Regions from separate parts of the Mus musculus genome. Here all the other regions are linked to region 4. The links are chromatin loops, found by intact Hi-C in ENCODE. Cell type or tissue: left cerebral cortex. All regions are shown on one strand. Each heading gives the region's core, and the rest is flanking DNA. Links, peaks and the distances in the headings are about the cores only.

Region 1 (4,418 bases), core at 194-4,193, 1.5 Mb after region 4:
GCATCCATCCTGCTGTGTTTAAAAGACCTTGTTCCCTTGGTGTCCTCCATCTCCTCTGGCTCTTATACTCTCTTTCTTCCTTCTCCTCTGCAGAGTCCTCTGAGTGCTAATGAGAGAGATTGATAGTGATATCCCATTTAGAACTGAATTACAGAGGTTTCTCACTCTCTGTCAATTGTCTACTTGTAGGTGTCTGCATTGGTACCCGTCTGCTGCAGAAGGAAGACTCTCTGATGATGGCTGCAGAAATTCACACAGCCTCCTCCTATCTAATGACAACAGCACCTTTTGGTTTAGTTTTAAGTTAAAAAGCATGTCATCCTCTCATCTTTAGTTTTACTTTTCTTTTATGATCATCATTTGATTCCCTCTTCTCAGAGTCAACATGCTTGGTCTATGTCCTTATATTTATTTTTTGAAAAATATACAATGTGTTTTTGTGAATGTGTATTTTTAGTAAACTGCAGAAAAACCATCACAGTCAATAATCTATAATCAAGTACAAGAGCATGGGCTCACTCTTAATCACTAAAAGGCTTTAAAGGGAAGAGAAAGAATGTTTTATCTTAACTGATATAGAGGTGTTTCCTAGAATCTCTATGAAATGTGTGTATCCAATCATGTAGAATGGCAGACATGTTAGTGCTGTTTCTTAAGATAATATTCTTCTGAAAATACAGTCAGCAGTATGCACACACATGCATACACTCAGGTACATACATGTATACTCATGCACATATATACACACACATCGAAAGGCACACACAGGCAAACATATGCACACACACGCGCGCGCGCGCACACACACACACACACACACACACACACACACACGTGATAGTTTTATAATTCTCAGTCATCATCTCTCTCAATCATCATGCTCTCTCTTAAGAGCAATTCTTAGCTGTCTTGGTTGGTCTGTCTGAAATTCTGAGAAGCATTGTACAAAACACTGCTCAGCCATCGAAGCAGTATGGCAGGTAGTTTGTCCCTTTCACTGCTTTTTTGCCCCTCCCAGTGAACTTTCTGTCCTTCTCTTCTTTAGCAGATATTGCTACTCCTTTAGTTTAGTCACATTGGTTTTGACCAGTCTACAAGAAAAGCCCCCATCTTTCTCCTTTATCTCCATCACGTGAGACCACAGAAAGAAGAGTGCCCTCTCCTGTCCAGATAGAGTGCTCATTAGGGGCATCAAATTGACACTGCATGGTTTGGCCTGGGACTTTGAAGATGCTGAATTGAGAGAAATAAATTCTTGTCAAGCCACATTTAAGTCTGTTATGGTTTCTTGAGCTGATTAATACAAATACTTCTCCAAGTTACTTTACAACTTTTGTTTATAATAACGTCCATGTTTCATTTTTTCCCTTCCTGTCCTGTGTTTGACATATCACACTTTCTTTTTTGCTGTTATTTCCTGTATTTCTCTTTCTTAGCTATTGCATCTTCTTAAAATTCTTTGGTAGGTTGTGTGGAGATTTTTGTTGTTGTTGTTGTTGTTGTGGTGGTGGTGGTGGTGGTGGTGGTTTGGTTTGGTTTTCATTTTCCAGTATTTCTACCTTTCTATAAGACAAAATAGACCAAGACATTTGTTCTACCCTAGGTGCCCAAGGACCTTCACCACCTTTTCTATGACCATGTACTTTGCTATGTTCCACTAGAATACTGTCAACAATTGACTTGCAGGTTAATAAGGATATATTTATGAGAGGATATAATTTAAAATAAGATATAATAATTAACTAAAAAAATATCCTTAAACCAGATTTCCTCAAAAACTGTAACATTTAGTTTGCATTACACTTGACAGATAATGAGTGAGCAAACCGCCTGGCTGGTTCACTGGGATGGAATTTGGACTTGTTCTGAAAGAAGCCAGTGATGCTCTATCCTGAGCACAGTCTTGTCGTTAGCAGTTTCTGTGTCATGCTAGCTGTAAGATTGAGAGACTGCTTAGCAGAGCTTGAGCTCCTCCGTAATTTAATTGATATTCCACTGAGGCTTGGGGTACGCCCACAGTTAAACCTGAGCAGCTTGGACATAAAAGCTTGGTTACTTCTCTCTCTTACCTCTCTCTGTTCCTCAGCAGCACACAGATTTTTGCAACAAGAAACCTACAGGTGAGATTAAAAGCCTCTGTGGGGTTTAGTCTTTATAAAAGGCTCAAGAAAACGATGCAAAACAAACAAATAAACAAACAAAAAATCTTGCCTTTTGAGTTTGATTTGGTTAAGCACACTGTTAAACACATCTAATACTTTACAAGTAGTTGATGAGATCTTAGCAACACCTAGTGTCCGACTGTGGAATCACATCCTAGACATGAAAACCTGATTTCTTTTCTTTTCTTTTCTTTTCTTTTCTTTTTTATTTATTTATTTTTAATTAGGTATTTTCCTCGTTTACATTTTCAATGCTATCCCAAAGGTCCCCCATACCCACCCACCCCCAATCCCCAACCCACCCACTGCCCCTTTTTGGCCCTGGTGTTCCCCTCTACTGGGGCATATAAAGTTTGCAAGTCCAATGGGCCTCTCTTTGCAGTGATGACCGACTAGGCCATCTTTTGATACATATGCAGCTAAAGACAAGAGCTCCCGGGTACTGGTTAGTTCATATTGTTGTTCCACCTATAGGGTTGCAGTTCCCTTTAGCTCCTTGGGTAATTTCTCTAGCTCCTCCATAAGGGGCCGTGTGACCCATCCAATAGCTGACTGTGATCATCCACTTCTGTGTTTGCTAGGCTCCGGCATAGTCTCACAAGAGAGAGCTATATCTGGGTACTTGCAGCAAAATCTTGCTAGTGTATGCAATGGTGTCAGCATTTGGAAGCTGATTATGGGATGGATTCCTGCATATGGCAATCACTAGATGGTCCATCCTTTCGTCACAGCTCCAAATTTTGTCTCTGTAACTCCTTCTATGGGTGTTTTGTTCCCATTTCTAAGAAAGGGTAGAGTGTCCACACTTTGGTCTTCGTTCTTCTTGAATTTCATGCGTTTGGCAAGTTGTATCTTATATCTTGGGTATCCTAAGTTTCTGGGCTAATATCCACTTATCAGTGAGTACATATTGTGCAAGTTCCTTTGTGATTAGGTTACTTCACTCAGGATGATACCCTCCAGGTCCATCCATTTGCCTAGGAATTTCATAAATTCATTTTTTTAATAGCTGAGTAGTATTCCATTGTGTAAATGTACCACATTTTCTGTATCCATTCCTCTGTTGAGGGGCATCTGGGTTCTTTCCAGCTTCTGGCTATTATAAATAAGGCTGCTATGAACATAGTGGAGCATGTGTTCTTCTTACCGGTTGGGACATCTTCTGGATATATGTCCAGGAGAGGTATTGCGGGATCCTCCGGTAGTACTATGTCCAATTTTCTGAGGAACCGCCAGACTGATTTCCAGAGTGGTTGTACAAGCTTGCAATCCCACCAACAATGGAGGAGTGTTCCCCTTTCTCCACATCCTCCCCAGCATCTGCTGTCACCTGAATTTTTGGTCTTAGCCATTTTGACTGGTGTGAGGTGGAATCTCAGGGTTGTTTAGATTTGCATTTCCCTGATGATTAAGGATGTTGAACATTTTTTCAGGTGCTTCTCTGCCATTCGGTATTCCTCAGGTGAGAATTCTTTGTTCAGCTCTGAGCCCCATTTTTAATGGGGTTATTTGATTTTCTGGAGTCCACCTTCTTGAGTTCTTTATATATATTGGATATTAGTCCCCTATTCGATTTGGGATAGGTAAAGATCCTTTCCCAATCTGTTGGTGGCCTTTTTGTCTTATTGACGGTGTCTTTTGCTTTGCAGAAGCTTTGCAATTTTATGAGGTCCCATTTATCGATTCTTGATCTTACAGCACAAGCCATTGCTGTTCTATTCAGGAATTTTTCCCCTGTACCCATATCTTCAAGGCTTTTCCCTTTGTGCATACATATGTGAAAAATATACAAAGAAATAAAAGACTTGAGGGAACAGAAGTTCTGATTTGGTTGAAATAAAAGTTGATATGTTGTACAAAATACAAGTAGTATTGGTACCTGGAAACCAGAGACAGCACATGTTTAAAAATAGTTATGAAAATGCATGGATGGGGTCATGCTACTGCTTGTATGTTCTAAATTCAAGTAGATTTCAATACATTCACTTTGGAATTGATTGACATAGTAAACAAAACACACAAAAAGGAAGGACATGAGGTCTATGAATAATACAATCAATGATTTTGATTACATAATCTGAGATGATACATTGAGAATCTTAATTTCATTAAATAAAAAATAAGCTTTATTATATTTTTGTAGGATATTTGTCATGCACTTAATTAAAATTAATATCCTTGTGTAGGGAAGGATGTGATGGCAACCTAGCCAGGTGCTTGTACATGCAAGGCAAGCACCCCATCCTGCCTAAATTG
Region 2 (4,418 bases), core at 325-4,324, 810 kb after region 4:
AGAGGGGGCATGGGATAGGGTATTCCAGAGGGGAGACCTGGAAAGGCGATAACTTTTGAAATGTAAATTGAGAAAATATCCAATAAAAAAAAACAAAAAACAAACAAACAAACAAAAACCCCAAAAATAACATAAAAAAAAACAGAAAAAAAAAAGAAAAAGAAAAAAAGAAGTGATGTATACAGGGAGAGGAGGGGAGGCCTTGTAGCATTATCAGTTTCTCTTTGAGAGAGGGTCCACAAGGCACTGTAGGCACTTAAATTGCTTGTCTCTGCTTCTGTATTGTTTTAGTTTCCATTGCTTCGATGAAACATTATAACCAAAAGTAAGTGGGGAGGAAAGATTTTATTTGGCTTCTACTTTCATGTCATAGTCCACCATTGAAGGAAGTCAGGATAAACACTCAGGTAGGGCAGGGTCCTCCAGGCAGAGGCCATGAAAGGGAGTTGCTAATTGGCTTGCTCTCAAGGCCTTTCTCAGCTTGCTTTCTTATAGAACCCAGAACCACCAGCTCAGTGATGGCCCCACCCACCATGAGGCCCTCCCCCATCAATACTGCCCTTCAGCTGGATCTTACGGAGGCATTTTCTCAATTGAATTCACTTCCTTCAAATGACACTAGCTTGTGTCAAGTTGACATCAAACTAGCCAGGACATATATATTCTTTCTCCTTCTGTAAATGGTCAGAGGCTTTTCTGAACCTACATCCTCTGGTCATGTGCATTCCAGGAGAGATGTGAAAGTGGCCCAATGCATGTATAAATGACAGTGCTATGACACATTGACAACAAGGTTGCCAAAAGTTATTAACTGTTGTGCCCTTCTAACACTTAGTCTAGTGTTTTTGCTGTCTGAGTGACCTGGAGTTATGTGATAACCTCTTCCTTATGCTCAGAGACCTTCCTTGGCTGTGATGGTACTATATATTAGTTTGTACTAAGGCCTGAAAATGCAGCTAAACAGAGAAAGAGTCACCTATATATGAGGAAGTAGACACTCTATAGAGCTTTTTTTTTTTTGGAAACAGTTTGAGTCTATACAGTAAGGGAAAGCAGAATGAAGACCTGGTATCTCTGTCTTCATTTTGAGTCTGTACTGGAGGCAGAGATAATCTGTCCTATCTTAACTTCTTCCCCTGAGTCATCCTGAGTTTCTAGAAGGGTAAAACCCCTGGAGCAGACACACCCAGCCCACACAACCCAACCCAACCCAACCCTTGGTAAGTACAATTTTCCTTGAGAGTGGCCCTTATCAATTTATCTATCCAGTTATTAGAGCTGGCACTGGAATAAGGATGGATTAAGGTTAAGTGGGCCATGCCTTATCAGGAATACTTAATTATGAGAACCCTTCCCTCTGTTTATACCTAAACCTCAAGCCAATACCCTGAAACTAGACTTAAGATACTGTCCCCTGGATCTCTTCCTCTTGTAAGATGACCAATTTGCAGGATGGCCTCTCACTATTATTCACCCTTATTTGTCTCTTTAGTTGCTCTAATGGTTGGGTGTAGATCTTTAGTGGTTGGGCTTGTGGGAGCTTGAGCTTTTGGAGGGAAATTCTGTTAATACAGGGGCTCTGAAGACTCCAATTCTAGTATTTTAGGGTTGTCAGCCATTTACTCCTATCTACATTGCATATCTCATTAAACAAACAAACAAACAAACCCTCCCTAGTGTTAGCATAAGGGTTTATTTGGGGCCATGCTCCTCTATTCTCAAGTCCAATTGCAAGCTTTCAACTTTCAGTTATTGGATGATCTCAATGGATTCAACGATGGCCATTAAATCAACTCCATTTTATTTTAATTTTCAAAACTGCTCCTTTCTTCATTACCTCAAATATTTGATACAGGACACCAGGAGTCATGTATTCAACCAGCCTAGCCACTGAGTGCACTTAGCTAAGAGTTTTAACACTGCCACCTTGTGCCCACTGTCAGGCAGGCAGAAATATGATTTCTTCCTAAAATACCATCCCAAAGTCAGCCTTCTTGAAAGACAGCAGGAGGTCCATGCGGGGTTCTCCAAGGACCAGACATTAAACTAGAGATGAATGGAAAGAAAGTTCATTGGACTTTGTGTTCTTGCTATGATGGGAGAGGAAGAGATTGAAGTTTTCAGAGGAAGGTTTCAAAGGAGGCCTTAGCTGACCCCATGGGGCATCTGAGGTGACGTCTGTTGACTTGTCCTGGCAATGATCATTGTCCCCACGCAGGCCACACTTGATAGACAGCTCTTATCAGCAAAAGCAATCTTGCTAAGGGCTCTAAAAGGTAAACTGGTATGCAAATCTCAATCTTAGTCTTTGTGGAAGAAAACCTTAAGTTTTGAAGAGGAATTTTCACTGGACATCATAAATCACACACTCAAAACTTATGATTAAGTAATGATATCCAAGCCTCTAGGCATGAGGGCCTATGCTTTTGATTTGAGCACTCAGGAGGCAGAGGCAGGCAGATCTCTCTGAATTTAAGACTAGTCTGGCTTACACAGTAACTTCCTGGGCAGCCAGCGCTAGAGCGAAACCTGGCCCTCTTCAATCCCCCCAAAAATCAAGATTTTTAAGAAAGTGTGTGTGTGTGTGTGTGTGTATGTGTGTATGTGTGTGTGAGTGTGTGTGTGTGAGTGTGAGAGTGTGTGTGAGTGTGAGTGTGAGAGTGTGTGAGAGTGTGTGTGAGTGTGAGAGTGTATGTGAGTGTGAGAATATGTGTGAGTATGTGTGAGTGTGTGTGAGTGTGAGAGTGTGTGTGTGAGTGTGAGAGTGTGTGTGAGTGTATGTGTGAGTGTGAGAGTGTTGTGAGAGTGTGTGTGTGTGTGAGTGTGTGTGTGTGTGTGTGTGTGTGTGTGTGTGTGTGTGTGTGAGAACTGGAGGATAGGGAGGTGGGGAAGGATCTGAGAGGATCGGGAGGAGAATGACCAACGTACGTTGTTTGAAACTCTCAAAGACTAAAAAAAAAATACTGTTTGAAGCAAGACAAAATTGAGGCTGTTTGACAAACTTCAAATACTTTGTGCAACTGTTTCCTTTTACGCCACCATATTACAGTTAAAAACTAAAGAAACAAACAAACAGCAAAAGAAGCACAGAAACATGTTTTCCTGAGCTTCTCAGATCTGTATTTGACACTGTACATTTTTCTTTATTTGAATGTCTCTTCCTTGTCTGAGGGCTTCATGGGGAAAGATAATGGTTTAACTAATTTCTTTTCTTATTTGGTCTCCCTACACATATCAATGGCTCCAAAAATATTGGTGGTGTGGCTGAATGTTGCCACAGTGAAAACTCATAAAGCTTTCTGTCCACGTCCTGATGCTTTTACTGCCTACAGAAAGGGCTGCACTAAATGATAATGTCAACCTATAGATATTTTAACACTGTTTCCCCCTACAGCTTCATTTATATACAAATATTTGTGACGTTCAAATTTTCTCAAGATAATTTAGGAGAAAAATATCCTAGGGCCATGGATGATGGGAAGCAGCTGAAATTAGCCACAGGGTTTAATCAGTGCTGATGAGGTAGGCAAGTGAAGTGAGCAGGAGATTAGCATATGAAAGAAACCAGTTGTCCAGGAGGAAGGACAGGAGCCTAGCCCCTAAAACCACTTTTAACAGCCAGGGCCTGGAGAGGTTCAGCTTTGTGCAAATGATCAAGAAAACTCATACTAAGCAATTGATTCATAGTGGTCCCTCCCCACTCAACACGATGTCCTTGAGCTTCTAATCTTCAACTCAGCTAGGCTCCAGTTCTTCTCTTTGGATGTCCAATATTTGAAATATTGTCCACAAACACCTGTCCAACATCTTTTCCCAGAACACAAAAACCTGGAACTCTCCATGGTACTCAACAGACTCCAATATCCACTGACACAATGAGGCTAAATGACTTTTAGAGTATGTCTATTCTGAAATGTCTTCTAACTTCCTGGAGACTTCGCCGTTTTCCTGGATTTAATAATTTGAATCTGAGTATCTGTAGTTTGTGGCTTTACCATCAATTAGTGTTTTGAAAAACAGATGTTGTAGTTGTACTAATCTTAGTAGTAAGTTTAGAAATCATCCTTGGTTATGAGATGGTGAGGGAGAGAGTGTGGGGGGAGAGGGAGAGGGAGAGGGAGGGGGAGAGAGAGAGGGAGAGAGAGAGAGAGAAAGAGAGAGAGAGAGAGAGAGATCTTTCATCTTAAAGTCTGTGATTACCTTTTGAAGCCTCTATTTTGGTGATGGGAAAACTTTCCTACAGTGCAAATGGTCAGAAACCAGCCAGTCATCAATAGGTAACAAACCAACTACCACAGAAGACATGAGGGTTTTTATTTTTTTCAGGTTCTTTGAAAAATTAATATGCCCTTAGAAATTACTCTAGAGAGGTGTGTAGATAATTGTTTGTCTGGAGGGAAAGATCCCAGATGCACACA
Region 3 (4,418 bases), core at 236-4,235, 130 kb after region 4:
GGCTTCACTTGCCAAAGAAGTGTGTACTTGGCCATCCGGATACTGACTGATGGCCTTGACAATCTTTTTTCCTTCTCTGTTTAGACCCAGGGAGGTAATTGCATGGCTTCCGTGGGGGCTATTAATGAAGCTATTACAGTTCCATAAATCAAGGTGCTTGCTATAGCTTATGGCATTATTAAAAAGAAATGTACATACAAACGTAGCCCTGAAGGACCTCCAAGCCTACAGTGTGAAGCAAGGGAAAACAGCAAAGGAGACTTAAGAGGTACACTCCTGTGGGCCTTGGTGTGGCCCTGTTTCTCCAAAGAGAGAAGCTCTTAGGACTGAACTCAGTGGTCCGTGGTCCAGGGAGGGTGGGAGGGGTGGGGAGGCAAGCTCAAAAGACTGAATAGTGTGCACAAAAGCCGGAGACCTGCATTTTAGCTGAGGAAGTCTGAGTTTAGAGAAGTTTAGTTCTTGGCCACTAAGAAAATGGGCTTTAGCAGCCAGTATTTCCAAAGGATGGTTGGTGTCTCTTAAACTGGCGGGCTTAGTGTTCTTAGTGTCACAGGCAGCCCTGCCCAGCAGTTCCTTCTCCGCCCGCTCACGTTCCAGGTAAGGAGTGTTTTTTTATTTTTGAAATCCAGGTGCACAGTCAGGAGAAGGGAGCAAACAGTGACACCCATCTTTTTAATGAGTATTGCTGCTGGAAGAGAGATTAGCATCACCCTGAATTTTCTATGATGTCAGTTAAATGAAGGTGTTTTATAGCACTTTACAACAAATTAGAATCAACTAAATTGAAAATAAGCCTAGCAGCTGGGTTAAGTAATCAGGTAAGTGGCCAGCCTTGCTATTTTTACTCAGAGCTGAAGACAGAATTTGAATTTCTAATGTCCCAAAGGTATGGGGCTCACACTTGGGGAGCCTGGGTCCTGGGGTGATTGTTTAAAGGGCCAGCAGCCATGCCTGCTTTTGAGTCCGCAGACAAGCTGCTAGACACTTCCCTAGAAGTTGGCCCTCCTGCACATGTTTGTACACCAGAGAGCTGTGAATTAGTGCAGGACAGAGCAGTGCTTTTGGCTGAACATTAGAGAGCAACCCAGAAATAGATGACCCAGAACAAGGCAGTAAATCACCCGCATTAGCCAAGGGAGCCTAATGAAAGGACGAAAATTCATGTGAAGACTTTACAGCCACTCATGAAATCAGCCCAAATCAGCGGGGCTATTAGAATGTTTTTATGTCTTAAGAATGCAGGCACTGTCTTCCCTTGCTGCAATTTGTGTATAGTCAGAGTGTCCTGACACAGTAAATAGTGGCTTTCTTTGGTAGACAGTATTTCCTAGCTGGAAATCTCACTCTGTGAGTCAGTTTCCTGCACACATTCCTGATGCGTGTAGTAGTATCTAGAATCTATTCATGAAGCTTAGTAAGGCCAGCCTCATGGGTGTCACTGCTTGGGCTAAGCTCTGTAGGTGTGTACTTGCCAATTGCCTGTGCTAACACAAGAGGAAAAGAAGAGATGAGAAGGGAGTGAGAGTGAGAAAAAAAATGAAACCTTTCATATTGTCCAGAATAGAACTAGTGAGAGAGCAATAGATGCAACTAAAACCATATGTTTATAATTGTGATTTATAAAGAGAAATAGGCCATATCAAGTTTGTCATTTTTATTTTGCCCTCCTCTGTGACTAGCAGATAAAATGAACTACATCTATAGAAAATCCTTATATCTAGATTGATTCCTGTCAACCATTAAAAAACAGAACAACCCCCCCCCAAAAAAAACCCAAAATTTTCATAGATTTCCTTCTGCTTTCTATTTGAAACTCATAGCATGCAGAAGTATTAAACTGTCTTCTTAAAGTTTTGAATCTCAAAAATTCAGGGAAAAATGATACCTAGCTGCTGAACCAGCAGATAGTTTTTCTCATGACATAAAAATGACAGAGACCCCCGCTGCTCTCAGCTTTTGTTCTGGAAGTAACCTCTTTGCAGTGGCTCTAACTTGACTCTTCGGTAGTTTGATCTTGAGGTCTAGATGTATGCAGGGTACCGGTCAGTGTTCATCCTCTTTGCTTTTTGATAATTTTACTCTTAAGTAGTACTTCAAGATGGGTGGGCAACTGGGAAAACTCTGTCTGTACTTACTGCCACTTGACACAAAGCCAGATCTCCACAAAGACCAGGGCCGACCTCTGATGGATCAACTGACACTGAGCCTAGGTTCTCAGTATTGAGCTATGTGCTGGCAGTCTCCCTGCATGACCCTGCCCACTGACTCAGATGCTGGGAGAGGTGGCCATCACCATAGAGAGGGATAAATGTGCTCTGAGAGCATGCTGGTCTGTCTGAGCTGTGAGCGTCATCAGCTGTATCATGTTGCCTTGATATAAGTGGATGCAGAGAACAGAGTGGATTTACAGGCCACGAGAAGTCTGTAACAGCCCCTCTCCTCTTGCACACTGCCCCCTCCTGGCTAATAATTTTCATAGTAATGAGTTTCAGAGAAACCAACCAGTTGAGACTCTGGAGCTGCGGTCATTTCTACTTTCCATTAGAAAGTAATTTCAAATTTTATTATAGGAAATTCAGGGTTGATGTACAGTGATTAATCCAGATGCACATAGATAGGAGGTGACAGAAATGATGTAAATGCTTTTAGAGAGTATCTGTATGAAAGTAATTTGGTCATTTATATGGACTTTGTAATGTCTGTGAAAGGAATGATTTTGCAGTTTATTGCATCATTAGTCAAATTTTCCGAATCATTGATGTGAAAATCCAGAGCTATTGGAAATAACTTGGACACTGTGTCTCTGTGTTTGTATTTTACAGTGGCTGCTAATTTACAGAAGATTGTAGATGACCCCAAAGCTTTAAAAACGTTGACATTTAAGTTGGTAAGTGGGAAGGTAGAAGGAGACGTCACGTTTCTGTCGGGCCGGCCCCGGGAGGGAGGTATTGCACCTTTGCACGCTTAGCGTTCTTGCTGGATTGCGGGAGAATCACATTTTGTACTCAGTAGTTGCCTCGGCCACACTGGGAGCATTGCTTCTCATCATGGCTGGAACCTCTTCCTTTGTGAATGTAGCCCATCCTTGCCTCATCAGAACTATGACTGTGATGGCCCTTTGAGACCCTCAAAGCTCTGGGTACCACTTTTTTTTTCCTCTAGAACTCCTTTCTTTTGCACCTTGACCGTACAGACAAAATTAAATGTAACTCAAAGCAGCGCTCTGACTGAAGCTTTCCTCAGTGGAAGCCAGGTGGATGCAGCTTTTAAAAATAGAGGCCGATCGTTGTGTAAATGGTTCAGGTAATTGGAGACGACGGCGGCAGGACAGCTCACTGAAGGCTGGTGAGCAAAGACGACAGCATTTCACCCCCTACTCTGAAACCATGCCACCACACTGCTGCAGAGGATAGCTGTCCTAACAGTTTTCTATGCGCTAGCACATTTTACACCTAAGACAGAACAGCGAGCATCCTGAAGAGACAGGGAAGTGGTAGTTCAAGTCCACATCATTAACATTGATGGTTTTCCAAGCAGTTCTCACAAGCAGGATATTAAGGAAGAGTAAATAACTCATTTTCAAAACATGAATTAATCTTATCAAGGGCCAATCAGAAGCCACAAGCAGTTTAAGATCCAGAGGGCCAACACATGGCTGTGCACACGATACTGATGACCTGCCGCCCTGGCTGTTCCTAGAAAATCAAACGGAAATTGCCTGTGGGCTGCAACTGCTGCATGAGGAGCCACAGTGAAGACAAGCCTGGTGGTCATGAATCTTCTGTGGCTTGCTTCTCCTCTCATTTCAGAGAGCTGGGCTGTGTAAGCACATGTAAACCACAAGAACTTCCACAGCCTCTACCCAGGAACAGTAGAACATTTTCCTCGGTCTAGAGCACTGTAAGACCCAGAGCTCTCTGTGGGGCTGTCTACTATCTCTCCCCAACCATGTTGGAAATTCACATGTGATTTTGGGAACATATTTTATTCATATGAGAGCATGTAGTGAGAGCATGTTTCCTCATTTTGGCTGTGTGCACTGAGGCAGTCATTTGGAACTTTCATGCTGATTCATTCCTACTATGTGTGAACTTACGTTAGTGACCCTAGCCCCTCTTTCAGCAAAGTTGTTCTGAAAGCAGCTACTACACCGTCTTGAACACAGTAGGAGCAACAACACTCTCCACATGTCTTCCTCGGGTCAGGTTTTAGGTTTCCTGGATTATGTCTTGATTCTCTCTTGCACGCTCAGCACCTCAGTAAGAGACACTGCTCTGCTCCTGAGACCCATCTTCCTAACGACAGGTGCTCAGTGCTCAGCAGAACTGTGGCTCTCACCAGAGTAACCTCTCTGTGGTCCCAGAGTGCTGGAAAGAGTGGCTCTCTACTGTCCTCTTCTGAAACCCCCAGCCTGCTCT
Region 4 (4,418 bases), core at 146-4,145:
CTTCACCACTTTGCTCTTACAATGCCATTATGTCTGTTTTGTGCTGGCTGTCATGGGTTGGGGGTGCATAGCGTCTCTTTCTGGCACTGCCCCCAGTAGTGGACTCTGAGATGAAGATAGATACAGGACAGCCCAGACGGTGGAACTCACTTTTCATTAGGGAGCACAGAGCACACATCCCTGTAGCTCCAAGGGTAGCAGAGAGTCAAACCATCAGATCACGTGCCCTGGCGTATATACTGCTGGTGTGAGAACGGTCATGGAGCTGGTAGATAAGCCCAGGGGAGAGGAGAGAGAAGCAGTGTGTACCGTTCACTTGCTTGTGCTGGGCTAGGTAGTTGGTTCATATTTTCTGTCTCAGTTTTTGCATCATTAGAACAGTCAGTGACATTCTGAATGTGTTATCTCTTGAATAGTAGTAAGTGGGAGATATGTTGAGTATGGCCCCAAAGACCATAACTATGTTTAAATAGCTGTGGAAAAGTAAAAACCTGGTGTATACTGCTAAGCCAATATTCAAGACCATCAATATTCGCCTCAGTTTTCAGACTCTAAGTTGAGATCCAGAACTCTGGGCCTTGACTGCAGCCAGCATCCTGACTAGGTGGCTCCAAAGCCAACTTCTCAGCCTCTTACCGTTTAGGTTCTGTAGTTGAGAAAAGCAGGAAACGACTTTTAAGCTTCTGCAAAGCTGTCTTCCTCCCTCGTGCCATCTCAGTTCAGTCAGGTGTTGAAACCAGAAGAAATGAGGTGGTTTTTAGCTTTGTTCCATGTTTTCCCAGTAGAGGGCAGCAGTTGCCTTTAGAGGACCCCAAGGGAAGGTTAGGCGTGTGGAAGCCGCAGCCCTGGAGCAGAAGCTGACTGAGGTAATCCGGTTAGTCAGGTGGCTGCTCTTTTATAGGACAGGTAATTGAAGGGTGATGATCTAAGTACTTGCCACTTTTATTTTGAATTAAAGATTTTAAATCTGTGTTACATTTTCTTTAACAAATCAAAGAAATGTAATAGACGCAATTCATGTGAAAACCAAGAGTCTTAAGTTTGGGAGATAGATTGGAGTGCTTCCAGGATTTCGTGATTCAATTAATACAGTTTAGTAGTATCAGGCTATTTTCAGGCAGTTCTTTGGTTTCCGAGACACCTTAGTGCTGGGTGAACAGAGGCAGAAGGGACTCCAAGTGTGTGCTAACTAACTCCGAAGGAGGAGGAGAAGTGAGCCAGACTCGATTCCAGCTGCCACGTGCGCTAAGCATTGTGACAGGAAGCAACCTTGGAAGAGAGGGTTTATTTCAGCTTATACGTCCGGGTAACGGTCTATCTCTGAGGGAAGTCAGGGCAGGAATTGAAATAGAAACCGTAAGGAAACACTGCTTACTGGGTTACCTGGATCATGTTCAGCCAGCTTGTTTCTTACACAGTCCAGGTCCACTGCCTTCATCCATGTGCCCAGGGATGGTGCTGCCCAGAGTGGGCGGGCCTCCCCATGTCAATCATCAGTGACGACCGTTTCGCTCAGACATGGCCACAGGTGAGTCTGAAGGCAATGATTTAGTTGAGGCTTCCTCTTTTCAGGTGATTCTAGGTTGTGTAACGTTGACAACAGAGGTATCTGGGATACGCAGGTGCATCAGATAGGCTCGGGGCTGCAGTCCTCTTAACTCGTGTGTTTCTTAACTCTCCTCCTACAGAAGCAACTGCGTGTGTTGGTGTACCATTGAGGGACCACATGCTCCTAGAGAGGATGGTGGAGGTGTTACCTCTCATAAATGTTAGGGCTACTGTTCGGCAGGTACAGTGTCTGGGGCAGGTCTTCCGGGGACAGCGAAGACGCAGAGACTCTCATTCCTTCTTAAGTGTAAGGTCAGTTTAAAAGACTTCCTTTGGTGGGAGCAGTGCCTTCTCCCACTAGGGGGCGCTGTCAGAATAGTTCATTTCAGTCCTGACCCTCGGAATCGCTGACTGTTGTATAAAAACAATCTCGCTGCTGTCGATTGTGTCCTTTTGCTCAGTATTTGTGCTGCGTGTGAATTTGACAGAGGTGAGGGCAGAGGCAGCAGCAGGGCAAAAGCATCACAGAATATTACTTTCCGTGCAGACGACCAAGCAAGAGAAAACAAAACAACCCCCAAACATTTTATTGTTAAATTTTTCCCCTCTCCCTGGGTTTGCTATGCTGTGTGTTTTTTGTTTGGTTGGTTTTTTTGTTTGTTTTTCTCTGATCCTCACTTGGAGGGAAAGCCTGTGCCTTTTAGATTGAGGTGACTTTTCAAGACACTGAGCTTTGTTAGGTATGGGAGGTTTGGGGATCCATTTTGGAGATTTGGAAACAGCGATAAGAATTCTGAAGTAAGAGACGCTGGTTTTAAACTGCCAAGAACTGTCAGCATTCTGTCCTGGAAACACTTGGGCGGAATCATTGGCTGTGTTGCACGGCAGCCACGTGCTTGAGGGCGGTATGTTCGTGTGCAGTCAGCGCTTCCCGTTTGCCTTTGACAGACTTGCTCAGCTTTCCCAAGGATTTGTATGTACATGGCTGTGTTTTCCAGGATAGGCTGCGTATGTTTGCTGATGGAGAGCCTTTATCCCTGCTTGCATCCCACCTCCCGCCCACAGTTCGCCAGCCTCTGTACCTGACTCCCAGTTCACAGCTTCCTACTTGGAATCTTCGTGCTGCTTCCAGGATGAGACCTGCAGCACAGGGAGGGCAGGGCCGCGAATGGTTCCTTCATCCCTCTGGGCTCTGTTTCCACCGTGCCCACCTCAGCCACTGGTGGGTTTATTGCCTTACAGAGTTTGGCACCGGGAAATAGAACCTGGGAAATTCGCACGTGTTTCCCACGAGGGCTCTCTGCTGGTCCTCTCCCTGGTTCAGAAAGCTGCCCCTCAACCAAGCTGCACTTTAACGCGCAGTGTCTTCACGCGGTCATGTTTTGTTTGGACATTTGCATGGCAGCAGGAGGTCGTAGTTGGAAGGTCTGGAGAAAAGGACTAGCTGGGGGGAGAAGCTGAATGTTGGCTGGGTTTTGGGGGTAGGAACCCATCCCCTTTCCAGCCTGAGCTTTTTGCTTCCCAACCTCTAGAACTGTAACAGGCTTCTGGCTTTAGCTTCTGCACAGCCATGCCTTCCCCACCACGAATGAAGGACCGTGTCCCCGTTAACTGTGATCCAAAAATCGATCCCTCTCTCCACAGTTGTTTCTGTCAGGTGTTTTGTTAACGAAGACAAAAGCCACTCACTATTGCTGTAGCTCCAGGGTGGCTGGGTGAGGCTTTCTCATGTCTCCCGAAGCCCCAGCTGCTCCATGGTCTTAGTCTGTACCACCCTGGCCCTGTGACTGCAGCTCCATGGCCCTGTGACCCCGAGACCCCGGTTCTGTCATACTCTGTGTCAAGCTGAGTTCCCGCCCTTCGACTTTGCCGCGGTGCAGCCTCTGAGTCCCGTGGGCTTAGGAGCAGTGAGTGATCTGTTAGTTCCTGTGTAGACTGTGCTCAGCACTGTCCCTGCAGGTATTTTTTAAGGAAACTTCGGGGAGTAAGATGGTGGTGCAGTGGCCTCTGGCATAATCCCGAGAGCAGGAGGAGACAGCTAAACCTTTGCTCCAGGGGGATCTCTGAGGTTGCTCTCCGCTCTCTGGGATTCCCCTGGTCCACAGCTAAGATTTGGATGCAGCTGATTCAAGGTTTAAAATCTTTCACTACTGGGCTTTCTGGGAGTCCTTAGCCTAAAGTCGATGGTTGAGCCACTCAACAAGGTGGCTGGTGCAGGGGGTTGACATTTAGTCCCGCCCAGCATGTCCTCTAGCCAGCAGGGAGCATGTGCTCCCCTGCCACCGTTCAGTTCACTTACTAAGGTGCTCCAATACCTGGCTAAGTTAATTCTCCCTAATCGTGTGTTCCTAAAATCTTCTCCTCTCCTCCACTGAGGGGAAATCGTGTTAAACTTTCCTCATCTCAATCTTGAAAATCTTGAAAATGAGTTTGGCATTTTGGAGGTGGGAAGCTCAAAGTCACTGATAGTCAGGAAGTGTGGGGCATTGTGGGGGCAGGAAGGAGTGCTGCGGAGAGAAGCCTACCTTGTGCCTTCCTACCCCCTTTCCGGTCCTGTTCCCTGAGTCTCAGAGACCATGGTAGGGGAGCTGAGGTGCAGAACAAGTTTAGAAACAGAGAAAAGGGGGCAAGGATGGGGGCTGTCCTTGTTTGGAGCTAATCAAATGTGATTGGTTTATTAGAGATTCCGGACTAACTTTTTGAAAGGCAGAATTATTTTGTATTTTTAGAAAAGATCTTTAAAACTCAGTCATTTTGAAAACAAATTAAAATTGAAGGAATCTAGTTAAGGTTGCTTTGATAACAGATTTTTTTTTTGAAGCTTGCTCTTTAATTACTGCTGACACATTCAAATGCTGATTTAGAAGCAT
Region 5 (4,418 bases), core at 322-4,321, 780 kb after region 4:
AAAATTAACACCGCTACCTCTTTATTGGAAGTTGCTCATCTCTTTTTAGAATAACATAGCTAGGTTTTGCAAACTACAAAGATGGGGGTTTTGCACAGATCCCTCCTTGCTGCCCACACTATTCCTCTGGGGTGCCATACTTTCGTTTTCACTATTCAAGCAAACCAGAAAGGAGCCCAAGCAAAGCTGTTTCTCACTCTGGCATGTTGTTATTGTTGTTGTGGTGGTGGTGGTCTATGAAATTTGTCCAGTGGTCGGACAACAGAATCCCCATTAGATTCCCCAACAGATAACCCAGCTTCAAACAGGGAAATTGGTGTAGGCAGTTCAAGATCCCAGATCCCTGTGTTGAGCCAGTTTTTGGTTTTCCCAACCCTGCCAGGCAGGGGAGCTGCCCTCCCCACCTCTACAGCTTCCTGCAATCCCATCTCTGGTCACAGTCTTTCCCGGGCTGAGCCAGAGAGGGGAAAGTGCCTTGGTGCTGAAATATCTCATGAAGTTTCGAAAGGAGAGATCCTTACGGAGACAATAGATCCCAGAGAAAAGTCTCTAACGTTAAGTTTGTGCGTCCTATACAGGGATGGGGGAATCACTGTCCTGAGCAGCGAGCTCTAGACTCAGCCTGAGAGCACTACTCAGAAATAGCAGAGCATAATTGGTCTTCTGCGGAAAGGTTGCAGTGTAAGTGGAACTTGAAATGGCTTTACAAAACGGAACATGTAAGAAAAACAAAAAGAACAAAAACAAAAATCAGCATATGTCCTGGAAGAAGCTGGATATAAAAACCTGGTTCCCTTTGAATTAACGTGTTCCAAGTCTGGTAGCCCAGACCCCAGCAGGCTTGAAGTTTCTGACTGCGCAGCCGCTCTCCCAGTATCTGTCCCAGGACACACCAGTCCCAAACACGATGACACACCTGTCAGGGCTGCGAGGGAGGAAGTGCCTGCTCCAGGACATTCCTCCAATGTCCGCACTAGCACCACTCCACCTCTGCCCATTTGTCCAGTTGCGACCACCTTAGCTCAAAGGCGTAGTCCTCTGGAGTGGAATTCATTTCACCCCAAATCTGCGCTCCTGAAAAGTGAACTGAGCCTCCCACGCGGGGTTTCTGCCACCTATAAGTGGCCAGTCCCCAAGCCTAGCCTCTGGCCCTCGCCCCTTATCAACTTCTCTTTGCTTCAGCAAGGCTGATCAACCATTACTTTCTGCTCCAAAGTCCCTGGCGTAAAGTGAGACTTTGGGGAGCCTCGGTGAATGCGCTTCTCCCCCAGCGCGCTAGACCCAAGGGCTCCTTTTCATTAAGGCAATAAAGTTCAATTTGCCCGGCTCCTTCTATGCCAGAGGAGACTTTTCAATGCACCGAGTTCTCCGTCCCAGCGCGCTCAAAACATCCTGTTCATTCCAGCCCGGATCCTTGAAGGACATCAGTCTACATAAAGGGGACCTACTCCTCTCCTTTCAAAGTGCCCCAAACCTCGTGCGTGTGCGCGCGCACACTCATACCCACACTCTCTCACACACAATGCCATCCACGCGCTGTCAAAGTCTGTCACTGCCTAAGCCAGAAGGCAGGAGCTGAAGCCGCACCGGCGCGAGCATCAGCCTGGCCAGGCAGCAGAACTCGCTGTCTAGGTCCCAAACATCCTTGTCCGGATGCTCCGGCCACTAGGAGCTTGTAAGCACCCCAAGATTACAAGGCGGTCTGGAGAGCCGCACCTTACCCGCGGGACGCGCCGTCTCTGGCCGTTCTGCTGGCCCGCGGGCCACAGGGACGCTGCAGCCGGGGTCCCGAAGATGCTTATTCTCCGCTGCCGCTGCCCGGATCCCTGGCGCCAGCATCACTTCTCCCCCGCCTCCGCCTCCTCGTGCTCAGCTCGCGCGCCCGCCCCTCCCGGCGGCCTCCTGCAAGCCCCGCGGTGCTGGCAGCGCGCGGTGGACGGCGGCGGAGGCGGCAGCGGCGCCCGCGCGGGCTCGCTCAGCTGCACCAGCCGAGCAGCCGCGGCGGCAGCCGGAGCACCGGAGCCGGGTTGCGCTTCCCCGGCGACGGTTCTGGCCTCGGCGACTGACAACGCCCGGCAGCCAATCGCCGCCTCGCCCCGCGCGGCGGGGGGAGACCAATCAGAGCGGAAGGCCCAAGGTTTGCCTCCGCCTTTGCTCAGCAGGCTTGTTTCCGGGAGAGGATGCTGCTGGGGTGTGGGATGGAGGGGGAGGCAGGGCTGGGGCGACGGGTGGGGGACTTGGGCCCCGAAGCCCAAGCCCAAGACACAGGGAAGAAGCCCGGCCCACAAATGTGGACCCCGGGCGCTTTTTGTCTACCCTCGAAGAGCATCTTGGCATGACCCGACACTCCCGGGTAACTGTCCCCAGAGCCTTGGCACGGAGGTTCAGTGTCCTGGCATCACTATGCAGAGGTCTTGGGACCCGAGTAGAAGCGGCGCTACTGGAGAGCGAATCCCTGGAGGTGGTCGCCGCCTTGAAGGAAGCAAGCAAAGTCACCAGACAGCGCCCCCGTCCTTCTAGGTTTGGCAGCTGAAAAGTGGTACCTCCACTAGTGATCAGCCTGGAGATGTCCAAGGAAGGAGATACATTGAGGAACGTTTTTCAAAGTTCCTTGCAGAGTGGACCTTTCATGTTTGCTCTCCATAGAAACGTCAACCCCGCAGAACAACCACTACGGGAAAATAACCAAACAAAACCAAAGGAAACCAAACAGTGACTGTGTGAGCAGGCTAGTTAATTACCTAGCCCTTGCACGTTGGTTTTATTTACTCATATGGAGAGCATCAAGCCTAACTGATCCAAGAGGTTTTGCTTTAAGAGTTCGTGTGCGAATGTGACTGAACATTAAGTGACAATGTTTGATAGGAAACGGAAACAGAAACCTTTCTTGCCTGTCCTAATCTTTCCCTCAAACACTAATAATCTTTCCTTGTAGAGTATTTTAATTTTCCAGTGCAGTTATGCCAAAATCGCCATCAAAACAGCCCAGAGGACTACTTAAAAGCTTCCGCACTTAATTTCTAGAAACAAGGAAAACAAAATTAAAACTGTTTACACAAAGGCTTGTAGAAGAAAGGGACAGTCTCCAAATGACCCTTGTTCTCCAATGGAGACAGTAAAAGTCACCTCACAATGCTTTTTGTGAGTGTTTTTAAAAGAAAAAAATCATAGCTACATCATTTTCTGATAAAAATGACTTTGTTACTCGGTATGATCCTTTCTTTTTATTTCTATGCTGTTATTCATGTTGCTAGTTATTAAGGGGCTCGATTGTTTTTGCAATCAACACCACTCTTTTCTTCATTTACCTTTTTAGAAAGGAAGAGAGGGAGGGAGAGAGGGAGGGAAGGGAGAAAAATAAGAGAGAAGAAAGAGGGAGAGAGAGAGAGAGAGAGAGAGAGAGAGAGACAGACAGACAGACAGACAGACAGACAGACAGAGTGAGAATTATTATTTGATTTCCAGAACAAGCCATGCACAAACTTCTTGGACTTGTTACCATTTAGAAAAAGAAGATGCTCACTACGCAACAGACTTGCCTACTATTACCACGTTTTCAGTATAGAGAATATTCAGACCTTTGCTGTTTTCTGTGCCTTCCTCCTCTTCAGCCAGTTGACCCATCTTGCTAGGCCATCCCTTTCCAAACTGGCTGTGCTGACAGTAATCCCATTTCTTTACAGTTAAAAGCTGACATGTAGACCCTATTCCTTTGGTTTCTTTTTAATATGACGGTCTTGACATGGCTTCTCGTTTAAAATATATATATATATATATATATATATATATATATATATATATATATATATGTGTGTGTGTGTGTGTGTGTGTGTGTGTGTGTATAAACACATACATATATATACATGTATACACACATACACACATATATATATATATAGAGAGAGAGAGAGAGAGAGAGAAGTACATATATGTGTTCCTATTGCATAAAAAAAAAAAAACAGTATCTTCACAGACTATCCAAGGAACAAACCATGTAAGAAGGAAGCTCAGGAAAGAAAAGTAAACGTGTAATATATTCAAAAATGTGGAGGGAAGAGTTAATCTCTGAAAAAATAAACAGATCTTAAAGTTAGAAAGTCCAAAAGCAATAAGAAGCTGGTGAGAAAGCGCAGAAGGAAAATCGCATACCTCTAAGCCTGACCATCCCATCTCAACCCAGAGACCCACGTGTTAGGAGAGAACTCATCCTCTCTAGGGTACACTTCCACACCCACAACCCCACACATGAACACAGAAAATTAAAAGTACAAAAGTGCATTTGTTACAAAAGCAGTTACCATTTAGAAAAATCTCTAACAAAAAGGTAAGATTGAAGAGAACCTCAATTTTTTTAAAGGGATTTTTGGTGATAGAAAGAGGTAGGTGATTTAGGACCTTGCAAGCAGAAATGTACAGAC
Region 6 (4,418 bases), core at 238-4,237, 450 kb after region 4:
TCCCTTGAGGTAACTGCTGGATTTCTGAGTTATGTTATGGAATTCCATTAAGTGCTAGTGTGTGCTTGGCTTGAATATGGTTAATATTCAAGATTACCCCAGCTAAGCTGTATCATTCTTAATCTTACTTGTGTTAAGATTCAACTTAAAAACATGGCTAGCCAATAATTGTCACCAAATGTGATTTGTAAGTCTTCTTGAATATAGTACTTTTTCTTTCTTAGGATTAACAAGATTTGAAAGGATATTACTATGAATCTCTTTTGAAGTGTAGTTCCCCATTCATCTGACAGAATACTGTTCTGAAGAATATCCAACAATTCCCCTGCCTCTCTTTACTGATGGCATTTGTTAATTAGTTTTTCCCAAAGGGGCCTTCTCTGTGCTCTCTGGGCAATTAGAGGAAAACACTCAGTACACATTACTGATCTGGTGGTTAGTTCCTCCCACTGGAGGGAATATGGAAGAAGGCATTGTTAGAGAACCGAAGAGATGAAAAAGTGTAAAGTTAAACAGAAAAAGCAAACCAAAGTGTTGGAATAGCAGGAAGAATTAAACTTTGGCTGGAGATTCATGGAACTTTTGCCCCTGCCCCCTCTAATTCAATGTGAGGCTGCAAGGAGTGCCAGGCAAAGATTCACAGGGAAGAGTCTCAGAATGCAGCCTTAACAGTCAGCTCTAGAGCCAGTCAATAGAGCAGAAGTGGCTTCAAACTCTGTGGTTTGTTCTTTGTCCCTTCAATGAGGCTTGGAGTTGCTACTACTGTTACCGAATATATTCTAGGTCCCAAATACTCGACAGACATTATTACTATTATTCCATCCTCACCATAATACTTGATTCCATATAATTGTTAATATTTTTAATGGAAGGATAAGTAGTCACACAGAAATTAAGATGCCCAATATCACACTGTAAGTAGTAGGTGTTTAAGCTTGAATGGCATGACCCACAAAGCGGAATTCTGATTCTGCACTGTTAGCAGGCGCTCCGTTCCCACTTCAGAATGGCCCAATCAACAGCCAGCCTTGTATCACCAGTTTCTTGTTTAATAAGACTAATGCCCGGGACTTAGTTCACCAGGTGTTCAAATCAAAGGATCAGTATCACCACGTGTCCAATACCCGAGTGGTGAGACTCTGGACGGCTCGTGATCATGAACTAGCTGAGCTAGCAGAGGCTTACTGAAGCCAGCTGCCAGCCTCTCATTATGATAATGGCAGTGGTGGCTCACAGAACACTAGTAAAATAGTTTGGAGATTTTAAATTCTTGTGGCTTTAAGGAACACAGATTCTGTCCCTCACTCTGGATGCAGGTGGGGGAACTCACCAAGACAGGCCTGCACATCCTGTGGATGTGGTAGTAGGGATGTGGTAGATGAGGCAGGGGACAAGGTGCTGTTGACTTATGAAAGGCCTATGCTCTGTGGCTGTTGTCCTTCTGTGATCCAGGGAAGCGCTTGCTGTTCTTTCCACGTTTCCCATCTTTAACGATGGCAACTCAAACAGATTATGCAATGTTTGGCAAGAAGCTACATACTAAAAAAATAATTAACAGCAAGATCATCATGGCCAAGGCTGGGTTGCAATGAATGTGCTTATGGAGTTGTCCTGGGTTTTACAACCATTATCTGTGAGCCTGAAGGCTAAAATTAGCAACAACTAACAGAACTGTGGTAAGGTTCCTCACTGACGACAACTACTGCCTACTTCTTTAAGTCTTAATTCCTTTAGATCTCTTTACATTAAGTACTTTTCATGTAATAAAATTGCCTTAGAAAAATGAATGACTGCTTTTTATTTGAAGCAGGGAAGGGATGTCTTCTCATATACTTGTAATATTTCTACAATTGAACTTAGATGAATTCTTGCAAACATCCCAGTTTTAGGTGTTCCTTTCTGGGAACAGGAACTGTGCCACCTATCAGTGTGGTGAAGACCTCCCTGCACAGATTGGATATAGATACATAGATATATAAATATATGTATTTACATATATACATATATGTACATATAAAAATTCTTCAAATTTTCTTTTTTAAGTTCATGACCTTTTAAAACAAAAATAGGCAACCATGAACTAAGTAAAGAGAGGTGTACAAAATATTAAATATTTATTAAGTGCTCACCATGTTTAAAAGTCTGACCATCAGTGAGAACAAAAATAAATGAGTATGTCTGCCCATAAACTGCACTAAACATTGAGGAATAGGAAGGAAGCAGGTAGACATATGAGAAACATGTAAGAAACTCATCGAAAGCTGCCCGTCACTGGAACAGAATAAACCCAGTTAAAGATCTCCCTGCAAGGCAGTCATCAGCCCTGATGTGGAGCAGCAGATGACGACAGCCTGCAACTGTATGAAAAGTACTGCAGAATTGCTTTATGGTGATGAGCAGCCCCTCAGAATAGAAAGCATACGCTCTTTAACCAACACCTACTTGGCATCCACTCTCTCTTATTCTCACCATCTTGTAAGCTTGTTTTACAGACAAGATGTCTAAACTTCCCGAGAGGTTCAGTGAGCCACACAATGTCACAGTGGTATAATGGCAGAGCTGGCATTCGGTTTCAGGCTATCCACAGTTCTGTGTGACAGGGACAAGGGCATTGGCACTGGATTCTCTGTAGCCACTCTTGGTCCAAACTGTCCTTTCTGAGATTGGCAACCCCTACTCTCTCTTAGTTACTGCCGGACTCGACTCCTTAGTTCTTGGCTGTTGTGATTCTTCTGGACGCAGTTTTGTCAATGGCTTCACTGCTTTTCTTTCCCCAGTATGGTCAGCAAAAGTTTGGTTTTGTGCTGTTCTGGTTACCTCCTGGTGTGGCTCTTGTTGCTTTGGTTGACCCTGCAGCCTTCTGTAGATATGAGCATTCAGCATTCTCTGCTGGATCAGCAGCTCAGGGTGTGCAAGGGCAAAGGGAAGATTTATTCTACCCTCTTTAGCAGAAAGAATTGCTTCTTTGTCAGTGTTCAAGTTGCAAACACATGCACTTCTGTGCAGTTCATGATACTTCCTGGATAACACCATTAACTGTTTCCTGGGCAGAAGATATGCAGGGTCATGGCTACATTACCTTTTAACTTCCTCTCTATCAAACTGTATTGCTGAACTCTGGAAAGGATTAACAGTAGAGTCACATGAACCAAGTCTTTGATTAAAGGAATCATGAGCTGTGTCTGCGACAGTCAGTATTGTGTGTTCAAAACTTAACACAGTGCCTGCACAGCATAGAGTGAGTGTTCCCTCATAGTAGAGGGAGTGAATAGACTTGTGATCAACTAGGCTCTGGTGTGTGTGTGTGTGTGTGTGTGTGTGTGTGTGTGTGTGTGTGTAGTGGGAAGGAAGGAAGAAGGGGCAGATGGAGAGGTATAATCTATTTCCCCCTCTGATAGAGGCAGCTTAATGCTCTTTGCTGTAATGTACAAGGTAGAAGACATTTTAGTTGAGTCTGAATTTAAAAAGTAGTGGATGTTTAGACAAAATATTGAAGATACAGGAAAGGTCAGAGATATTTTGGAGGGGTGAGTAATATTTCCTGATTAAATTCTTTTTTGCAGAGATTAGTAGTTACAATGTATCTAGCCTGTGTCCCCTATGCCTCTTCTGCTCTCCCAGATTTGTCCACGCATACAAATCTGCTAAACAATGTTCAGGTATGGGAGCATGATAAGAAAATGACAAGTGAATTATATTATAACTTCCACAGCAAAATATATTTTTATAAATACTGTGTGCTCTTTCTATCTGGAGGCTCAGAACTATTACCCTTTAGTGAGATAAAAGTAAGTCTAGAAAAGTCCTCAGAAAGTTAAATATATTATTTAATTTTCTTATATATTTTGTTCTAAGGTACAGAGGATATATAATTAGGAGGCATTTATTATACAAAAGATAAAGAGACTGTCTTGTTTCTTTTTATTTCTTTTGGTGAGTCAGTTGGCTTAGCATTTTAAAAACATAGTTCCATTCAGACTTACTTTTAACAGGCCAGCATCTTTATTCTGACCTCCAAATTTATTTAAACCTGGATGATGGAAGGGAAGATAAGATCTGATTAGAAAGGTGAGAAATCATAGAAACATGGAAGCTCCTACAATTGTTTAAGAAGAAATAGAAAATCCGAACAGACTTAAAATGAGAGATTGAAGGAATGTTCAAAAACCAACAACAATGAAAATCCCAGGATCAGTTATTTCACTGGTGAGTTTTACTAAATATTAAAGAGTAATATACTCTTCAAACTTTTTGTAAAAAAAAAAACAGGGAAAACTTTCTAGCTCATGCTATGAGGCAGCATTGTGTGAGGCTAAATCTAGATAAGGCCACCACGGGAAAGGAAAGCAACTGGCCACCATTATAACAAACATGATGAAATTATTAATAGCCTAGGCTACTAATAAACTAAGGCTGGA
Region 7 (4,418 bases), core at 251-4,250, 230 kb after region 4:
AGCAAGGGATTACGTGATCATGGGACTCCGTTTACTCCTTTGACTCCCCATTACTATCAGCTTCTATGGGGGTTTTGCAGAGGTCAAGGTGCAAAGAAAATAGCTCAAATGAGCAACTTTTCCAGCTTTCTTTGCATCACGACAAGGAGTGGTGCATCAACGGTAGATGTGCCACTGTGGAGATTTGCTGAGTGCTTATTCGTCCTCTGAGGGAGTAGATTAGCCCTACTTGTTCTAAAGAGTTTTAAGAATACGGGGCAAATGTTTCCTACGATTTAAGTTGTGTTTTGCAAGACCTATGCAAAGCTCCTCCCCAAAGCAAAATAGATTTTTTTTTTTTTGCTTTAAACATCTTGGGATGCCAAGGCAACACACTGAAGTGAAAAATTCTTCACCAAAATGAGAGAGTGTGGGGGAGAAACTGAAGCTTCCCCAATCAACTAACTTATAGCCAAGGAAACATCAAGTCTTGGAAGAATTAGGTACGCTGATAGTTCACAGTCAATCTTTATTTTGGTAAATTGTTATATTAGGATGATGCTGCCACAATGGATAACCATCTTTATCATTACTGTAAATCATTTTAGCATTTAGCATCATGCATGATACATGGCATTATGTAGCACCTCTTAAACTAAAAGATCTCAAAATACTTATTAGCAAATGTGATTTGCTCTCACAGTACCTGTGAGGTAGATTTTTCTTTTTAGCCATTTTACAAGTGAGCATACAGATGCACATCAAAAATGAGATGCCTGTTCAAATGGTCCATATAAATTTGTGGCATCAATGGGATCCCAACTTGGCTTCCCTAGTCTTCCTTCCCACGGATCTCAGCCACAGATTCCCCAGAACACCTCAAAGCCCTTTTGCTACTAAACATATGTGAATGCTTTAGACGCTAAGAGAGCATTTCTTCTACTGGTAGCAGGGGCACATCTTTTAATAAGGTTGGTACTCCTTAAAGATGTTCTCATGTGCTTTGCAAATGTGTGAAAGGGGCATTGTACACTATTGCCAAGCTTATGTTAATTAGAATGGACACCTAGATTTGCATTTTATCAATTGTTATGCATTATTTCTGGGCCTCCTACCAACGTGTTTTCTACACATGGAGACATATGCCTGACTGATCCAAAAACCATAAAATGCACTTAAAGGCATTTATGGAAGGAAGTAGGTGAGGGTACTACATTTGGAGTCTCCTTGGTGGCATCATATAATATTTGTTCTGGGGAAAAAAAAAACGTTTACTTGTTTACTTAAAGTAGCATTTCTATGTACAACCCACCTGCTGACCAGATTTAATTCTTGTGAATCTATGCCGAAATGTTTTCTATACATACAGGATAACTGATCCTCAAGTGTACATTCCCATCTTTTTCGTCATTGATGCCCTACTCTAGGGATAAAATCAATTATTGGTAGAATCTCAAATTCTATACACATTTTATGGCAACGTATGTAAAAATGTTACATGACAACAGCACACAGCATTAATGATAACATCTAGTGTGTGTTCCTGACTGCGGATCTTTTCTGACTTGGTTTGATTTTTTTATTTTCAAAGAAAGAATTACTATTTACGTTTGCAGAGATGCTATGAGGGCATTACTGTGAGTTTCTATCTCCTGGCCCAGATCTTTATCTCAGATGCACAGTGCACCAATCCTGGCAGTTATTTAGAGTCACTTTTTGATATAAATGGCAATGTCTTAGGACCTGAGAATGAAATCCGGCCCTCTAACTCTCTCACCATTTCTATGGCCGAGCCCAATACATGTAAAATACTGATCCGAGAAAGAACTAGGAACAGAAAGCAAAACATTTACAAACCCCTGGCCAGTTCATGTTCCCTTGGTGACACCTGTAAATACCAACATCTTAGTCCCCATTTCTTAGAAAAGAAAGTTATTTACATTAATAGAAGTCCTAACATCTCAGATGCTTCTTGCTTGACATGTCATTCCAGATTCTGTGCATTTCTTCTGGAGAGATCTGGTGGACAGTGATGACGCGGCGGTACCGACACAAACTGTAGGCCATTTTCCAGTGATTGAAGCCACTATTCTGGAAAGGATGGATGCCAAGCTTTCGAAGACACAGTCCCACGTACACATCTTCAAGATGAAGCAGCCTGGTGTGGAGCGAGGTCTTGTAAATGAGTTCAGCCACATCAGCGGAAAAGATATAGCCAGTCCCTGAACAGAACGGTGGGTAGTTGCTGTCAGGGTACAAATCTCTAGGCATATACCACTTACTGCGGACATCCCTGATTGGCCCGCCGTTGATGACGTAACCAGTGAAATACCTTCTTCTTGGCTTGGTAGAGGGTTTCAGGAGTTTATAAATAAGGTTGTCCATGTTCACAAAAATGTCACTGTCGGTTTTCATGACGTACTTGGCTTTTGAACAGAAAGTGGCAACCCATCTCATCCCCATTAAGGTTTTGAGGGTGAGATTGTGGTAGGAGTCAATGAAGTCCTCCACGATGATGTCATGGAAGATCTGGCTCTCTTGCTCCACCATCTGGTTCAGAACAGGATCAGCATTTTTGCCCAGGAGGAAAAGTGTGGCTATCTTGATCCCTTTGAAGTTGTTTTCATCCCCCCATGTCTCCCGGATTGCCTGGCGGGCATCAAATTCCTTGTGTGTGGTGCTAATGAGGATCACGAGAAAAGGAATGTTTTTCTCGCACTTGTTGGGCTCATTTATCAGAAATTCAAAAGAATGTGGGTTTATAGGTCGAGTTCTTATGTTGCCAAAGGTGAAGTTTTTCCTGGCAACTGTTAGGTGACTGAACGGCTTGGAGCCAGTGTAGGATGAAGTAGGTCTGGTTATGCTCAAGTACCAGAGAGCGCTGGCCCAGCACACAACGGTCAATACATAGAGGCAGGAGACCTTTGAAGCCATTGTCTTGAGAACACGTCTAATCCAAATGCTGAAGAACACGTCTTTTGGGCACTAGTTTCTTGTCCTTTTGCAAAGGCAGCATAGTATTCGTCAATCTAAAATTCCTGCCAGAGAGGAGTTGGTTTGGTGGGTGTCCACAGACCTCACTTGTGTTGTTGCATCATGGAATTCACTTTACTTTCTTCCAAACCTGCTGGAAGCTCCATGCCTCAGAAATCTTCCCCAGAACTCTGCAAAATCAATAAAGTACAGTTTTATTCATGTTTACCTAGCCATTTTCATATTCTTGAATAAACACAGTAAGGGTGTAAGAATTGCCAGCAATGACTAAAGTAAGCACGGTCATTCATCTTCAGAAGCCCCGGAAATAACCTCCTAGCTTCTCCTCTCCCATGAACAGAAATTGTTTATGTGTATTGATATTCAATACATGAATACATTGACCACGAGCACTGGTGACTGGAGTAAAGCTAACATCAGTAATTTTCCACAAAGGGTCTGCTTCTTTACAAAAGGCTATTTTTTTTTGCAGTTAGGCACAATTTTTGCTCTTAAATCTTTCAGACAAGCTCACATACAATTCAGATTGCTTTCATTTTTCTGACTTTGAGCTTTTAATTGTTTGATTAAAAAAATTAACCTTTGGGCTGGTGAGATGGCTCAGCGGGTAAGAGCACCAACTGCTCTTTTGAAGGTCCTGAGTTCAATTCCCAGCAACCACATGGTAGCTCACAATCACTAATAGTGAGATCTGACACCCTCTACTGACACGTCTGAAGACAGCTACAGTGTACTTATGTATAATAATAAATAAATCTTTGGGCCAGAGTGGGCCTGAGCAGAGTGAGTGGGGTTGACCAGGGCAAGCAGAGTCCCTAAAAATTCAATTTCCAACAAGCACATGAAGGCTCACAACCATCTGTAAAGCTACAGTGTACTCACATACATAAAATAAATACATATCTAAATCTTTAAAAAATTTGACCTTTAACATTTCTTAGTTTTCTCCAATTCTCCATTTGAGACTGTGTTGATAACTGCCCACAAACTTTTTCTAATACCTTGCTTTCTTAGGAAGACTTGCTGCCTGTTCCTGATTTGGCAGTGGGCACAGCTCTTACCATGCAATTCTGCTTTCTTCAAGGCTTTGGAAAATAGACTTATTCTTTGATGGCTGGGAATAAAGTACCTTCCAAAGACACCCATTTACTGAAAGTTTGGCCCTGGAAAGGTGGGACATAGCTGGAGGAAGGAGGTTCCAAAACCATAGCTTTGAGCATATACAGGATTCTGATCCCTTCGTTACTGCCTGCATCCTTTCTTCCATGAAGTGAATAGCATCCATGCCTGCATTTTCCCATGACCATGCTCATCTTTCTTACTGTTAAGTACCACTTAGAGATTTGTGGGCTTGGAGGACACTGAGTTAGACCCCTCCCTTATAGTCAACAGCTAAGAAAACAAAGACTGTGATTTTGAGACTCTAACAATTGGTCAGAAGACTG

The links. Peaks named below come from ENCODE experiments on the same cell type or tissue, not always from the same donor. Only the 100,000 strongest peaks of a DNase experiment are listed, where the experiment ranks them.
Region 1: a loop joins it to region 4, with 12 times the contacts of the local background. A loop is called at or near these places in 7 of 42 quality-filtered maps.
Region 2: it touches region 4 in a loop (2.7-fold over the local background); 9 of 42 quality-filtered maps call a loop at or near these places.
Region 3: it touches region 4 in a loop (6-fold over the local background); 20 of 42 quality-filtered maps call a loop at or near these places.
Region 5: it touches region 4 in a loop (7-fold over the local background); 8 of 42 quality-filtered maps call a loop at or near these places.
Region 6: it touches region 4 in a loop (2.5-fold over the local background); 2 of 42 quality-filtered maps call a loop at or near these places.
Region 7: it touches region 4 in a loop (2.5-fold over the local background); 24 of 42 quality-filtered maps call a loop at or near these places.

What each region holds. Positions count from the first base shown.
Region 1 is chr2:66,817,916-66,822,333 of GRCm38, reverse strand. No RefSeq gene overlaps it. Among named protein-coding and RNA genes, the nearest start is that of Scn7a, 35 kb to the right of the region's middle. In left cerebral cortex, for the core only: a CTCF peak has its summit at 2,292; DNase peaks (open chromatin) are centred at 2,055 and 2,260.
Region 2 is chr2:67,533,051-67,537,468 of GRCm38, reverse strand. No RefSeq gene overlaps it. Among named protein-coding and RNA genes, the nearest start is that of Gm13601, 19 kb to the right of the region's middle. In left cerebral cortex, for the core only: a CTCF peak has its summit at 1,918 (motif pointing left); a DNase peak (open chromatin) is centred at 1,944.
Region 3 is chr2:68,219,373-68,223,790 of GRCm38, reverse strand. It overlaps Stk39 (serine/threonine kinase 39), which reads left to right. Exons shown (of 18, transcript NM_016866.2): 17 at 2,823-2,887. Among named protein-coding and RNA genes, the nearest start is that of Stk39, 250 kb to the left of the region's middle. In left cerebral cortex, for the core only: a CTCF peak has its summit at 2,456 (motif pointing left); DNase peaks (open chromatin) are centred at 1,127, 1,320 and 2,368.
Region 4 is chr2:68,347,209-68,351,626 of GRCm38, reverse strand. The region is part of intron 10 of Stk39 (serine/threonine kinase 39); the gene reads left to right. Among named protein-coding and RNA genes, the nearest start is that of Stk39, 120 kb to the left of the region's middle. In left cerebral cortex, for the core only: CTCF peaks have their summits at 789 (motif pointing right) and 1,898 (motif pointing right); DNase peaks (open chromatin) are centred at 1,259, 1,462, 1,907, 2,486 and 1 more place; H3K4me3 peaks cover 1,282 bases; H3K27ac peaks cover 1,737 bases.
Region 5 is chr2:67,563,338-67,567,755 of GRCm38, reverse strand. It overlaps B3galt1 (UDP-Gal:betaGlcNAc beta 1,3-galactosyltransferase, polypeptide 1), which reads right to left and starts at 2,067. Exons shown (of 6, transcript NM_001379327.1): 1 at 1,722-2,067. In left cerebral cortex, for the core only: a CTCF peak has its summit at 2,504; DNase peaks (open chromatin) are centred at 896, 1,601, 2,055, 2,489 and 1 more place; H3K4me3 peaks cover 2,886 bases; H3K27ac peaks cover 2,720 bases.
Region 6 is chr2:67,899,950-67,904,367 of GRCm38, reverse strand. All of the region lies in intron 3 of B3galt1 (UDP-Gal:betaGlcNAc beta 1,3-galactosyltransferase, polypeptide 1), which reads right to left. Among named protein-coding and RNA genes, the nearest start is that of Mir6335, 120 kb to the right of the region's middle. In left cerebral cortex, for the core only: no CTCF peak of the experiment used is centred there; a DNase peak (open chromatin) is centred at 2,592; H3K27ac peaks cover 298 bases.
Region 7 is chr2:68,116,438-68,120,855 of GRCm38, reverse strand. B3galt1 (UDP-Gal:betaGlcNAc beta 1,3-galactosyltransferase, polypeptide 1) reads right to left here. Exons shown (of 6, transcript NM_001379327.1): 6 at 1-3,143. The coding sequence starts at 2,913. The coding sequence ends at 1,933. Among named protein-coding and RNA genes, the nearest start is that of Mir6335, 340 kb to the right of the region's middle. In left cerebral cortex, for the core only: a CTCF peak has its summit at 2,530; a DNase peak (open chromatin) is centred at 2,713.